Linked DNA regions of Homo sapiens: region 2 is linked to region 1. A link is a loop called in an ENCODE intact Hi-C map of the cell type or tissue named here. Cell type or tissue: heart right ventricle. All regions are shown on one strand.

The links. Hi-C counts contacts between places; a loop is a spot of excess contacts. Peaks named below come from ENCODE experiments on the same cell type or tissue, not always from the same donor. Only the 100,000 strongest peaks of a DNase experiment are listed, where the experiment ranks them.
Region 2: a loop joins it to region 1, with 7 times the contacts of the local background. A loop is called at or near these places in 3 of 110 quality-filtered maps.

Annotation. Positions count from the first base shown.
Region 1 is chr21:28,751,052-28,759,051 of GRCh38, forward strand. It overlaps a transcript of HEMK2 not described here. Among named protein-coding and RNA genes, the nearest start is that of HEMK2, 130 kb to the right of the region's middle. In heart right ventricle, no CTCF peak of the experiment used is centred here; a DNase peak (open chromatin) is centred at 3,360; H3K4me3 peaks cover 841 bases; H3K27ac peaks cover 8,000 bases.
Region 2 is chr21:28,819,688-28,827,687 of GRCh38, forward strand. It overlaps a transcript of HEMK2 not described here. Among named protein-coding and RNA genes, the nearest start is that of HEMK2, 62 kb to the right of the region's middle. In heart right ventricle, no CTCF peak of the experiment used is centred here; a DNase peak (open chromatin) is centred at 3,422; H3K27ac peaks cover 1,993 bases.

The sequences.
Region 1 (8,000 bases):
AAACCCCGTCTCTATGAAAAATACAAAAAATTAGCCGGGCGTGGTGGCGAGCACCTGTAGTCCCAGCTACTCGGGAGGCTGAGGCAGGAGAATGGTGTGAACCCGGGAGGCGGAGCTTGCAGTGAGCCGAGATCACGCCACTGCACTCCAGCCTGGGTGACAGAGCAACACTCTGTCTCAATGAAAAAAAAAAAAAAAAGATACATTAGTTCACTTTCATGACACAGAGAGATCCTAAGTTACTCACTACCTAATACTTCTAAGGGGTGTGGGTTTCTTATCAACTGCATGAATTCTTCCTAAATGATCTTGAAAAGAACCCACTATCATTCTGAATGTTGCTTGGAAACATATCTACTGTTCAAAGTAACTTTGTTGAGCTTAGAATTTAAACAGAGGAAGATTAATGTCAGAGCATGTACCATGTGCAGATTAAAAACTCCACTGTGGGTTATTCCAGAAGTAGACCAGAATTTTTTTCATTTTCTTTTTGAAATCGTGTGTCTAAAACCAGCAGTTAGTTAAGGGCAGAAGAGATGTTGCAAATGAAGATTTAGACAGAAAAATTTCAAAGCCAATTTTTAACATCTACGTTTTGTTCAGAACCACCATAAGCAAAAGTTTTTTGTTTGTTTGTTTGTTTTTGAGACAGAGTTTTGCTCTTGTTGTCCAAGCTGGAGTGCAATGGCATGATCTCGGCTCACCGCAACCTCTGCCTCCTGGGTTCAAACGATTCTCCTGCCTCAGCCTCTTGAGTAGCTGGGATTACAGGCATATGCCATTACGTCCAGCTAATTTTGTATTTTTAGTAGAGATGGGGTTTCTCCATATTGGTCACAGGCTGGTCACCCGCCTCAGCCTCCCAAAGTGCTAGGATTACAGGCATGAGCCACCATGCCTGGCCAAGATTTATTTTTAAGAAAAGAAAAAAAAAATGTTTGTTTTATAGACAAGAAATTGGGAAAGAATAAATTGAACAGAACATAAAACCCTTTCACTGTCTAAAAACAATTGGATTAGTCTCTGGTTCCCACTTAAGTTTTAAAATCTCTAAAATTAAAGTATCATGTGAAAGTCATGAAACCAGTTTTTAATGTACATTTTCTCAATTCCTGTTTGCCAGTGAATAGACTAATTGTCCCCAAACCAAACAAAGTCCAATCTTACAGAGCTAAACAAACAGAAAATCAAAATAACTGGAAGGAGCATCATCATCTGGTTATCTGGTCATCATAATAACCAGAGAGTGAATCAACTGATCCCAGGATAGTCCAAAGGACCAAACAAACAGCTGTCATTCCAGTTAGTAGTACCTCACTTGACGGAGCACATCATAAAGTCCTTCTAAGACGTTTCTAATCAAGGTATGTGAGCCTGGCTTCCAACATACCTCAGAGACATAGAAATGCCCTATGATAATCTTGATGCTTCTTCCATAGTCATGTCTTGAATACTATTATTCTTGCAATATAGTATATGTTTTCTTCCACTGTCATAAAAAAATGGAAATGCTTCAATCTCACCTAAAGACAGACCCTTCCAGCTGTGGATACTGAGTGTCCACACACAGCGAACAGAGCCCTGGGTTAGCCATCAGGAGAACAGGGACCACTCTCAACTCAGTCTTTTCCCAGCCTTGTGTCCTTAGCAAGTCTCTGCACCACGTCCTCATCGGATGGGGGCAGAAATGAGAGAGAAAGGGATAAAGCCAGCTCTACATGCCTCTTGAAAAGCAGAAGCACTACAAAATGTAAGATATTATTGTTGTTACAATGCAAAGGGTGAAGCCAGGAGCACCCCACTGTCATGACACAGAGGGCCACGGCAGAGGCCCATGGGGATGTGGGGCAGGTATCAACGGATGGCCTGTGTGCACAGTGAGCCCATCCTTCTCCATTCGTGCTTGGCATCATGAACCACGAATGGTTCTTCTTACCCCTGAAGAACCATTATTGTTAAGTTCTGCAGTCCCTGCTATGGAAATGAGGCTGTGGTGATGCCTTGGTGCGATGGCTCTTAAGCAAGAATGGTTCTCCAGGGTTAAGAAGTAGAAGGTACACTTTGGAAGGCCAAGATGGGTGAAGCACTTAAGGTCAGGAGTTGGAGACCAGCGTGGCCAATATGGTGAAACCCCATCTCCACTAAAAATAACAAAATTAGCCAGGCATGGTGGCACGTACCTGTAATCCCAGCTACTTGGGAGGCGGAGGCAGGAGAATCGCTCAAACCCAGGAGGCAGAAGTCGCAGTGAACTGAGATTGCACCACTGCACTCCAGCCTGGGCAACACAGTGAGACTCTGTCTCAAAAAAAAAAAAAAAAAAGTAGAAGGTAACGCACATGTTTACATTTTTCCAGAATCCTTAGTGCCTGCAATACTAGAGCATGTGCTTTCTTGCATATGGCCAGAATAGATCATCTGGCACCTCCCAGAGTTCACCCCTAACTCCCAGGGTCATTATGGGAGCAGAAGGATTGACATTCTCAATCATCATTGAAGAAAGGATGCCCCTAAAGAGAAAATAATGCCCAGTACATCATAAATCCTACCTCAGCTTTTAAGGCAGGTGATTTGAATCCTCAGCAGTAACTTCATCTCTAAGGGTAGCCATTTACAAATCTGAGAGTTAGCCATATACAGTAATGTGAAAAGAAACACCTTTCACAAAACAGCACTATTTCGGAAAAAGAATTTATTCTGCTTAGTTTTATGAAATTCTTTTCTATAACCTACCTATCTACTATTTTTGTCTAGATAGAGATTTGGTCCTTTCAAACACACGTGCACACGCAATGCCCTCCTGTCTCCTTTTTTGGGATGCTCCTCCATCTAAAAAGGCAGTGGAATTCCAAAGGTTACTAAATATACTCTGGCTTTTTCATGGCGTGCAATAATAAAATAATGCTCTCTTTTCATCTGTTTTTGTCTTTTTAGGTAAAAGTATTTTTTCAGGAAGGAACTTTCTAAGATCATTCAGTACGTGTTTGGAGTGAAGCCCTGTTCATTTTCATTTCTACAAATCTCATACCAGAAAGATCTAATGCAGCCCCACTCCTATGTGTAGCTTCCATCAGTGTCAATGCCAGAGAGGCCCAAGGGCCCCCTCGCACAGTTGAGTATATAACCTCATGAGTCCACAACTTCACTTCCCCGAGTGAAGAGAAGAATGGAAGTGAAGAAAAGAATGGAAATTCAATCGGTACCAGCAGACTGTCAGTTCCTCCAGTAGCAAACAATAAATGCATCTGAGAAAGTTCTGGTGAACCAATCAACAGGGGGGCTTTGTTCTGAACTTGGCGGAGCCTACCTCGTGCCTTGTAAATGTCAGTGTGTGTACGTGTGAGGGTCTGACATTACTCAGCAGCACATACCAAAGGCCAGGAATTTGGCAGAGTGAGGCTGATTACAATGCCTAAAAATATTCTGTTTTATCAAAATCTATTCTGATGCCTTTTAGCATGTGGGCAAAATGCTAGAGCAGCAGGCTCTTTAGGAAGCGGAAATTCTGAGAGGCGTTCCAAATATCCAAAACGACACAACCTCATTGTGTAAGAAGTAACCCTTCAGCTTAAATTCTTGTTGTTTGTCTATTTTTATCTCAACAGAATTTTTTTTTGTAAACCATGTAAGGCAATGATCTCTCCTTTGTAAACATTTATAAAATGTAATATAATTTATTTAACAAATAATTATTGAGAGCCTATTATACACAAGGCACTTTGTTGGGCTTAACAGGGACTATAAGGTCAAATAAAAAACTGTTCTTATTTTTAATGTGCCTGCAATAAGAAAAGCGTTAAGACCTTTCCTGAGAATGAGCTGCTCTGGGCAAGGCAAACTGTGATCCAGGCTTTAGAAGAGGCAAGAAGCAAGAGCTAGGGAGAAACGGACAAGGGAGGAATTAATTTTCTGCTAAGAACTGGCAAAGGCTTCTTGAGGGTTGTGGCATTTTGATGTGGGCCTTTCAGAGTAGATAGAGTTGGCCAGGCAGAGCTGAGGAGTGCTCTAGGCAAAGGCAGCAGCATGGGTGTGTGCAGAGATGGGAAGTCCAGGGCAGTAGAAGAATTCGTGTGAGGTCTTCAGAGGTCTTCATCATCACCAGGGATAGGATTTTTCCAAAATGAGAAGGCTAATGGCACCTAGAAAATGTACTACAGTGCGGTAGACTCTAAACAAAAGGAAGGGTATCATTTCTGTGAAACTGCCAAAGCCACAAGAGTGATAAATTAGGCCGGAGGGAGGCAAGGCTTAATCCTCATTTGTTGAACATGTTAAAAACATGTGTGTCCACCACGTACATGTACACACAAACACACTCTAGGCACGCCACCTTATAGCAATTCTTCCTTTTTCAGCAACTGATGTACTCTTTGTCCTGGGTTTTAGTTTAGGTAGCTCCCTCTCATTACAGATTGACCAAGAAGCTGCAACTTATGTTTCTACCATAGAGTTTGTGGGAGTAAATACAAGAGGTGTGATGTCTATCTTCTGTGGGAAGAGCTCTGGAAGGCTTGCTCAGGAATCACCTTTATGTTTACCTGTAAACTGATACTTAAAGAATAATTGTCTAGCAATTGTGAGGAAGACTGATTGCCAAGTTATGACACTACCAGATAGAGCCAGCCAGGTGCTACTGCATAGCCATTCAACAAACAGTTACTCAGTGCTCACTGTCTACACAGGTATGAGGCGATGAAAATTGTGCCTGAGAAATGCCTAATAAGACAGAAATAAGAGCAACGCCATTTCTGTGTGTGAGAGAACAGGACTGGTCAATCTACTGATGGATTGCAGTCTCTCTCTTATACCCAGATGCCTATATGCATATACCCTTATACCTATATGCACGAAGAAGAGCTAGAAATAAAGGATATATTCTAGCACAAAAGGTATATTGAACCAAACATTAAAATATATGTGTGAGCCCAATTTTCACATTTCTAAGGCCAGAATTGTAGCAGCTGAAGTCAAGTAACTTCTGATCATCGGCACAGTTTTCATGAGTGTTCTCCATAACTCCCTAACTCAAGAAGACAGACACAAGGCCAGTTCTGGCATTTGGTTCATTACCAGTGGCCACAGATATACTTTGTTTTTCCGAGCAACAGGTGAGTTGTTCAACCATGCATTCCCTATGAACTGTGCATCTGTCTACCCTGGGGCCACCTAATGTCACAACCAACCAACCTTAGCCAACAGCACCACTGATGGCTAAACCACTTAGTGGTTTAACTTCCAATCTCTTCCTCACTGCACCTTCCTACAGAGGCAGATCATGCATATACCATGTGCCCAGTTTTTCTGTCTTTCCCCACCCTCTAGCCATTTACTGTCACTTCAGGCGGCCTTTTTTCACACTTCACTCTCTACTTCATTCCATGTAGAAAATGATCTCAGGAAAATCTCCATCCATTCCAACCATAAACCAAAAATTTATTTTATTCTTTAGCTCCTATTTGAGTCTCACCTTGTATTATAAAACACATTAAATATGTATCATTTCACTTGATTCTCCAAACAACCTTGTGAGATAGATATCACTTATCACAATTTACAGAGAAGACAAGTGCCTTTTGCCAGAGAGTTTAGCTAGTAAGTGAAAGAACAGGTCTACAAACCAAGGCCTCTTGATTCCCAAACACTTTGTCCTTCTAGGGTAAAACAATAGTACTAATGGTTCACCTGCTATAAATAAGAAAGGAGAATTTTTACATTTTGACATGAAATTAACATAAGAAACCAAAACTTCCAACAGCAATATCATGTAAAACTATTCAGAAGTCTCCTTCAGCATCTAGACAATGTTCTGACTTAGATAGCTTTTTCTCAAGAAGGGTGTCTAAGATTGATGTAATCAATGCTATTTTCTACTTATGGTAAATAATTCACTTAATAACTTTTGTTCTATCATTCATTGCAAATACAATATTTTAGTTTCATCATGTTGTACATGGAATAGCCTGGATAGTTAGTATTGCTTTGAACTCTACTACACATACTGCTATTCTTGCATTAATTTATTCAGCAAATGTCTATTAAATATTTTCTATAGTAAAGATGCTACACCGTACAGTATTAGGAATATCAAATTATGCCAGCACACTCTAAGTCGATCTATTTATAAGGTGTCATCCATGCTTAATTCAGGTATCATGTAAGTGATTCAAACTAAATGACAGGAATGAAGAGAACCCAATTATGGTTAAATTTTTTAAATAATAAAACCAATTGGCACATTTTTATGTATTTATAAGAATATTTCATACCATGGGAGCAGAATGGAGGAAAAGATGAAAGGGAAACAAATTTTAGTTTGTTTCCTTAAAGAAATATATGTTAGATTTTCTCATTCCTGCCTGCCCCATTCCTCTGTCTGCTGAACAGAATCAATGATAGCAGCAGCCGAGATCCCAGTGGACCCTCTGGCCAAATGCAGCTGCATGAGTAAGCCCAGGTAAAGACAACAAAGGAACTCCCCTGCCCAAATACAGATGTGTTAGTTTTAAATTGTTTAATTTAACTTTGTTGTTTAAATTTGTTGTTGTTAAATCACTGTTGTCTGCAGATGAGAAGTTGCAGGGTAGTTTGCTACACAACAATCGACAGCAGATAGAACAAAACAGAATTCCCTAAAGACTGCAGGGCCAGAAGAAAGAATTGAGTTGGTCAGGACAAAAGAGTGGATAACAGTACTGACTAGGATAAGCGTAGACGTAAGGCCAAGAGGGGGTTTCCATGAAGGAGTGTGAGGAGGGCATTCTGGGACAGCAGAAACAGAGTTTGTTCAGGAGCTTTTCCTGGGTATAAGAGACAGACTGCAACCAGAGGAAATACAGCAGATAAGGCTATGCATTAGGAATGAATTTCTCCATTCCATCATTTTCTCAGTAAACTGAGTAAAGATCTCAATTGCTTTCAATTGTTTATTATAAATGAAAATTTGCTTTGAGATTCATTTTAAATATGCATTCTCAGTAATTCTTTTTACTTTAGGGGCAGAGGATGTATAACGGATGATTTTCCTCTTAGCCATATGGAAGAGTTGGACAAATAAACTAAGTAAGATTCTAAGAAGAAGGAAGATTAAATACAGCTAGATTGTGATCCTAAGACAAAAATGAAGGAGCTAAGGCATGCAGACTAGCTGGTCAGTTATTTGCTGACACCTTAGTATTCTAGTGTAGATGGAAGACTGAATAGGAGGCCAAGAAAACAACAGAACAAGAAAGGCAGGAGCCATGATTAAGAATGAGTTGCTCTGTGCAATCATGTTGGGCGGGACAAAAAGAGAAAGTCAATTTTTGGACTTAAGAACTAGAAATTAAGAGGCAAATATGATCATAGCAAAGGAGTAAAAGTAGAAAGGAATCTGGAAAAGACAAAAAGGAAGTTGGTCACAACACTAACTCATCCATCGCAGAGAACCAGAGGAGTTGGCAGCAGATGAGGGAAAGGAAATCCGTGTGGCAGTGAGGAGCTCAGCAACTGGCACAAGAGAGAACTATGAAGTTGGAGAAAACTAAGTTAGGAAGGGCAACGAGCAGAAGAGAAGATGACTAAGAAGAGAAATTCTTAATAGTAAGGCAACAAGAATAAAACCAACGTGCTCTTAATAATATGTGTGTTGCATTGTATTAAATTCTTTGGAACACTTCCCATGAAACCCGATCCTCAGGCATGAAAATAACATGTCAAACCTCCCCATGACAGGTTACCTAAAAATAACTTCCAGGTACCAGGGGAAGCTGGTGAATAGGCTGGAGCTCAGTGATTTGTGGATCTAGATAGGCTTTTTAGATCCAGAAAGTACACAATCCAGCAATTCATTCCAAGTTAGAGAAGTATGTATGCCTGCTGCGGCCCCTCTCCAGGGCTACCAATGTCTGCTGCACTCTCACTCCTGGTAGTCAGCTGAGTAGTCTGGCATAGCTGGTTTTCAAAATGCAATTGTCACAATAAATGGATAGGTGCCCTCTGATGTCCCTTTGAGATCCAAAGTC
Region 2 (8,000 bases), 69 kb after region 1:
AGGCGCGGGTGCCACCATGCCTGGCTAATTTTTTGTATTTTTAGTAGAGACGGAATTTCACCATGTTGGCCAGGATGGTCTCGATCTTTTGACCCCATGATCCACCCACCTCGGCCTCCCAAAGTGCTGGGATTACAGGCATGAGCCACTGCGCCTGGCTCCACCTTTATTTTCTAACGATTTCTTTACCAAGTCTTCCCAGGTCCTTTACTTAGTACTTTTATCTCACCTAAGGTACATGACTTTTTAACCAATGAGTTCTTATTGTAAAAATGCCTCAGAAATATCATTCTGGCTGTCAATTTATTAAGTGATATGAATTCATGGGTTAACAATTTATGTCTTTTTCATAGAAAGCTAAATGTACAAGAAAATCTCCAGATTTCATCATGATATACAAATGCTTTAAAGTGAAGGAGTTCAGGGAACTTGACCCCAAAATATGGCTCCCTAGTATAATGAGTATTTTGAACTAAAGGCCTTTAGAGATCAACAGATTTTAGAAGATACTTTTTCCCTATCTACATAAAGACCAGAGAGACCCATAAAGAGAGGAATTGTTTTCCTCCCCTACCTCTTGCCTCTCAATCCTCTGCCTCTCCCAAACACAAGCTGAAGTTCCCTCATCTGCCTAAAGTCTGGACCTACCAAAGAAGAAAACAATGACCTCTGGTCCCTTCCCTGAGTTTTCATTAACTGAACCCATATTGCAAGAAGGAAGACTAAAGTCTGTCAACAGACCTCGACAGACTTTTGTCACAAAACCTTGACTGCTCTGTGGGCCCAAGAGACCACTGTATGTTCTTCAAGCCCACTGATTTCCCCTAAAAATCATTTATTATCCCCCTAAAATTATCCACACTTCCCCATCTCCATTCCCCCTAAGAAATAGAGTATATAAACACCTGTATCCCATTGGAATATTGGACAATCACTCTGAGATTCCCTACATGCACATAATAGTAATAAATCTGTGTGCCTTTTCTTTTATTAATCTAAATTTTTGTGAGTTGATTTTTCAGCAAACCTTCCAAGCTTTCCCTTCACCCATACAAAAAGTGTGTAACTTTTGGGTTACTATATTTCTGGCTCTTATTTTTTGAATGTCTTCCATAGGGGGTTTTCTTTGTCTTATAAAAATGTGGGGAAGCTGAAATGCAGGGAATCTGAAGCAATCATATGTTTTTGTTTTACCTCCTATGTGAAATACACAAGTAAAGTGGTTTCTCGACACGTACATCAAGGGCTGAATTCCAAAGGTATCCCAGTTGTCTGAGCATTCTCCCCTACCTATCAGTGTATTCCTTTCCTCTTCTTACTTTTCCATAAACCAAATGTTTTCATTTCTTATATTTATACTTCTGTGACTCTTAATAAAGATAGTAAAGCATAAACAATAAATGCCTGAAATGCAGTTTTTGTCTGACTTTGGACTTACTCTGTTGTTCAGTTTTTTTTGAAGATTTTTCCTGCCAACCTTCCACTCCACCCACCATCACCCGACCCCGGCCCCCTCCATTTGGTTCACTGACACCTTCCAAAACCTATTCCATTGTCTAGCACTAATTACACTGCACCACAGAGGGAGAGGCTGTGGGCTCCAGAATCGGCAACCTCAATCTGAATCTCCGCTGCCCCACTGCGGGATTCTTAACCTCTCTGAGCCTCTATTCCTTTATCTGTAAAAGTGGAGATAATAGCAAAACTGGGTAATTTGCTGGAAATATTTAAATGAGTTGACCTATGTGAAAGAAACTGACTTTCAATAGATACTTAGTAAATTCTAGTTTCTCTTCCCTAGTTTGAGGAATTTGGAAGGAGGAATAACAATGACTGTGTCTATAAACTCATACCACTTTTCCACCGCACCCCTTTATCTTAACAATCTAAATGAAAGTTCAATGGCAGAGTACCAAAGAAAAGAAGCTAAAATGTTTATCTGAAAAAATCAGTAGACTTCTGCCAAATTTCCAGTCTCACAAAACCCAAGAATACTCTTCCCAAGAATTTCCAGTGCCCCTCCCCCAATCGCTAATAATAAAAACAACAATTCTGACATCTGTTTGCTGCTAGAATATACTGGTGGCTCAATCTTCAAAGAAAAATGTAATATAATCAAATATATTCAAATTAAAGTATAATTTAGAAGGTTTTTTTACACATCAGAAGGTATTTCAAGACCTTGCCCTTTCTCCATTTGTTAGTGGCAACACTTACTAGTTCTGGTTATTTTCACTGTCCACCGCTTTGGATCTGGATACTGGAAGTTTACCTCAGTAATACCTCCTGGAGGACCAAAAAGTGAGATAAACACAAATATCAGTATAATTGAATGAGGCAATATGGACAAACAACTGCAAAGAAGAGAGATACTCTATCATGTAGAATATTACATTCTCTGCTTCCCTTTTATGGACATTTTATTCTGCTACAGAATTCCAATCACTAGTTTAGCCACACTCTGAAAAGTCATTTTCCTTTTTGACTTGTAGTGGAGCCAATCAGTTTAGAAGCACTCAGGGAGGTATCTTATATACCATCTGGGACAAAGAAAATAAAGTATTTTTTCATTTCCTTAGCAGTTACAAATTTACCTAATGATATCATTCCAAATTGAGCAGAATATAAGGTTTGACTATTTTAATCATTTGGCAATTGTGGTCCAAGTCCTATTACAATATTAAGATACCCACAATTTAAATCACACATCATATGAAATAGTAATTTGCTTTAAAAATGCTGAATTTCTTGGCTCATGTTCTAAAAAGATATAGGAGACCAATTGCAACAAAAAAAATTATAGAACATGTGTGGAATAAAATATGTAAGGAATTTCCCTAGTTTATTTCCTTAAATGAGCCACACCATAAAAGTGGCTACAATGCATATATATATATATATATACACATATATATATCCCTGAGCCCTCGTAATTGTTAGATTGCTAGACTAGCTTTGCTATGAAAAAGCTGAGGAACTCCAGCTGGAGCCATTCCTTTCCCCAGTTATTACTGAAGGTTATATTTAATTATCTAGCTGAGCTGCTGTAATTAGCATCAACAAAGCTCTGTGCCATAATGACTTGATATATAAACTTTTGGGAAGCCCATTACAATTCAGATGGACCTTCTGAAATGTAGCATTCCACCTGATGGCTAATCCCAGATATTAACGTCCATTACTCCATTCGATTTCCATTCACCCCTTCTAATGTGTTTGTGTACTGCTTGCTGACAACTGTAGTATGTTTGTAGTACAAACAGTACTTTGCATTTTTGAATTTGGGGTTTAAATCTGTTCAGGCTCTCTCATGTGGCTGGAATGTTGGCATGGCTCAGAAAACAAAAGTCAACTTAAAAAAAAGTTGGTTCCTCCAGGAAGAGAGATGGCTATCAAGCTTGACAAATGCACTGTAATGTGAACAGGGCAGCAGGGTTAATTCTGTTAAGTGATTGCTATAGGCCTTTGCTTGTCTTGGACTTTTGGCCTTTTGCTGCAAACAGGGTGGGCCTTGTTAAACTGCCAAGTTGACAATTTTATATCCAAAGGCTTTTGACAGTTTTATATCCAAGGCTTTGCTTTTCTGTTGTGATTTTTCAACAGGAAAGCTCAAAGTGCTCTGGGGATTTTCATCTCTGAGTCCATGATAACACTTAGAAAACTCAATAGATCGTTGTTTGTTGAATCTGAGCATAAAAATTAGGTTCTAAGAGAAAGAAAAATCATTTTATAAAAACATAGATTTGGATATCACAGTGTGCTCTGCTAATTTCTTTTGGCTGGTGCTTTTTGTTGTTGTTGTTTAAAGTTTACATGGAATCTCTGTTTCCACTGAACCATCTCAGACACTGAAACACAAAGCTGGGTTACAACCTAATCCGCAATGTGGGGTTATCTTCCTACTGTTGGGGCATTTTCCAACTGGGTAAGGATCTGAGCACTATAGAGATGTATACTGAGCTCTTATATTACCTTGTCTGTATCAGACTTAACTGAGACACAGATAAGTTAAAAAGTAGCCCGCAAATCCTAGGACCTAGCACCCTACAATCTAAGAGCTAAAATCATTGTCTCTTGGACATAAATCAGCAAACTTCATTCAGCACATGTTAAGTACCTGCCATATGTTAACCCTCTACTAACCATGTGTTACATACTGTGAAAAAAAAAAGAAGTCACAGTTGAAGGTTTCTAGAAGGTTTCTAAAAGTTACCTGATCTGCCAATCATCTCCATCAGAACCCTCAGGTAAGCTTGTGTATTAAGCAGATTCCTGAATCCCACCCCAGATCTACTTGATTGGAGGAGGGGGCTAAATTTGCATTTTTTTATAAGCTTCTCCCAAATGATGCTTATGAGTAATGTTTGAGAACTATTCTAGACTCAGGATTCTCAAACCTGGCTGCACATTTGAATCACCTAGTGAATTTAAGACCACCAATGACCTAGTACCACAGCAGACCAATTAAATCAGACCCTCTGGGGTAAGGGGGAGCCTGAGCATCAGTCATTGTTGTTGTTGTTGCTGCTGTTGTTGTTGTCGTTGTTAAGTCCACATGTAACTCTAATGGGCATCCAAGGCTGTGAACCATGGTTCTAGACTTTAGGTTCTATCAGAATTTACGACAGGAAGAAATCACTCCTATCTGAAGTGGTCAGATACTACCTTTGATTTCCTCTCATATCTTGCAAAAGACTTCATGTTCTCTTTGAAAAGTGTGTGTGTATGAGTTTGTTATTGTTTTAAAAATTACATATTTATATAGCACCCATGCAAGAAACAGTTTTTACAGATAGCACATAATTTCATTTGTCTTCAATTCATCTACTGTAATGTAATTAGAAGAAAAACGTATTAGTATTCCAATTATAGATAAAGCAAAAGATTAGTACTCCGCCTGAGATCACACAACAAATTCATTCTAAAATTCTGACTTCACTGGAGTTGCTTCCCAGAAATAAAAAAAGAGAGAGAGAGATAGAGAGTCTTTGAACAGTCCTAGTTGAAATGTAGCCTATTCAATACTAAAAATTATTCAAATAAGTAGTCCATCCACACTCCATAATGGACAGTCTTCCTCTTGGCTTTTTTGTTGTTGTTATTATAAAGAAGGGAATATCCTAAAGGGTCAATAATCCTCCTTCTATTTCTCCATTTTTCTGTCTCCATAAGGCAACATCACTGAATGTATTAATGGGCTTGCTCAGTTAGGGTTTTTAATCCCTCCCAGTTTGCCCAGAATGTTCTCAGTTTTAGTACTGAAAGTCCTGTGCCCAGTTAACCCGTCTTGGGCAAACCTGGACAGTCCCTATCAGCAGTGGAAATAAACACTGCTTTGAAGATCTATGCAGGAATGGGAGTTTAAGGTTAGTTAGGAAGATCAGCCAGGCCAGCAATGGGCAGGGAGTGGGACAATCTAAAGATCCATGAAGGTGGGCAGACTTGGCTTCAGGCTTTGAAGTCTAGCTGGGAAGGCACAGTGCATGACCCAGGGAAGGGGCTCTCAAACTTGAGTGTGTATTACAACCCCCTGGAGGGCTTGTTAGAACACAAATTGCTGGGCACCACCTCCAGAGTTCCTGATTCAGTAGGTCTGGAGAGGGGCCTAGAATTTGCATTTCTAACACATTCCCATGTAATGCTGATGCTGTTGGTCCCAGGATCACGCCTTGAGAACCACTGCTCTAGGTGCTAGTCTAGACTTTCAGCTGAGCATAAGTAATAGGTGTGAAGGTGATGTCTTGGCACTAGGGAGCTAGCAGGCCACATTAGGCAGAGATATGAGCTAGGGACCAAAGGCAGGACTCAAAGCACTGAGCAAATGTGAGCTAACATGGCAGGACCAGGCTAAGAGGATCTGGAGTACTAGGCAGATAAACAAAACAGGAGCTCCATCTTAAAGAAGTATGACCAAGATCTTTCTACTGGATGTGGGTGCAAGGTGTGGTGTTGGCCTTAGGAACAAGGCAAAATTCAATGCGTAAGCAATCATTGAGGAGCACAGACTTAATGGTCAGTCACTGGAGTTCCTGAATTAGGAATTTTAAAGATCCCCTGACAACCATAAAAGTTGGGTGACCAACTATTCTAGTTTTCCCAGGAATTTCCCTACTTCAGCACTGAAAGTGCAGGGCCTAGAAACCCCTCAGTCCTAAGACATCTGGTCACCCTAATTGTGCTCTTAGAAGACTACAGCCTAGATCCACCTACATCTCTGGGTCAGTTGGCTCCAGCCATAAGGAAAGAAAGCACACATGAGAAGAGGAGGAGCCAGCTGGAAAACGAGGCAGAGAGCCAGGATGCTCATTGCAACCTATAGCCTTCAAGAGAGGATAAAAGGGCACCCAGAAATATTGTCTATAAATGCTGAAATGCATTTGCTTTAAATGGGCAAAACACGTTAAATGACTCCTCAGGCCTGCAGCTTTTCTAAACTCATGAAAGTGGAAAAGTTCAGCACAAACAGAACCATCCAGACACCCCGTAGATGGAAGTCTCTCTCACTGCCTTTTGACAGTCATCACACACACTTAAGATCTCATTGTAAGTATAGCCTTAAAGAGCCCTGATAAGTACACATCAGTAGGGGAACTAAAACCCATCTGTAAATATTAGCAGAGTCTCCCATGTTCTTTTGGTTTCCTTCACACACAAAAATAAGCTAAGTGGAATGAACACACAGTTCAAAATGACTAAAACACTAAAGGACATTTAAATCTGGGGAAAGAATCTCTCTGTTGGGAATATGGATTTCACCTAAGATCCTTAGTGTCATTCCCAGCATGCCAGAGTTATTTCAAATCTCTTTCATAACCAAATATTAATATTCCACCAGAATGGGGAGCATGAGGGCCACTATTGACAGGAACACAGCCTACTAATCATGAGAGATGTTTAAGATGTTCTTCACTAACGTTATCCACAGACTGTATAAAAATAATAACAGAAAACGTTTAACAGTAACAAGGATCATCACCAGGGAAAGTACCTAAACCATCACAAAATCCGAAAGCAAACACTGAACTAATCCATCCTCCCAGCAACTAACTCCTGCAAAATGCTGCTTATGTAGAAATAATCTTCTCAATCACACTTAAAATATTCACTATGATAATGAACTTTAGCCGCAGTGAATTGAGTGTCCCAATGTGCTGAGTCTTCATGATCAAGGAGAACCTGGCATAACCAGCATCTTCAAAATGCAAGTACCCTATGTCCTTCTGGAATGAGCCATGTCATCCAGTAAGTAGGCTGAAACAGAGGGATCCGACGAGGAGACTCTCCCAGAGCTGAAGTGGGAGTTCAGAGCAGAGTGGAGAAGATTGAAAATCTCCCAGATAACCTGGGAGAAAATGCCAGAAGAAACAGGAATTTGCCCATCCATTCAATCTTTCATTCAACAGATAGTTATGATGTGCCATCTCAATGCCAGACCCCATGCTAGGCAGAAAGGCTACAAAGTCTAATGGAACTGCTTTATAGGTATTTGTAATCAAATAGAACAAGCAGACAAATTAACAAGTAATTGCAGTACCTCTAAGACGTTTTATAATAAAAGGATATATGCAACCTCAGAGAAGCACAGATGAGAGAGAATTTTCCCCAGCCTTGTATTATTCTCAGTGCAACTAACTGTCTTTGATACCACAGTTAAGTCCTTCCTTCTCAGAAGCTTCTTCTTTGAGTCACTTTTGGGAAAAAAATAATTATTGCTTTTCTGAGAGATCAGAGTCTCATCAAATGTTATTGTGATTCTAAGACTGTCAACAGCTACCATTTAGTGATACCTACTATGTGCCAGGCACTACACTGAGTGTTTTGCACACATTACTCCACTCAATCCTCAGCCCTGCGTAACAAGCAGCATGCTCTCTCCACTTTAGAAATCAAGGGGAAATGAATCACAGTGGGATTAACTAGTTTACCCTCAGTCTGTCAATGATGGGGCAAGAAGTGAACACAGACAGTCCACTTCATGTTCAAGATCTTAACCACTATGT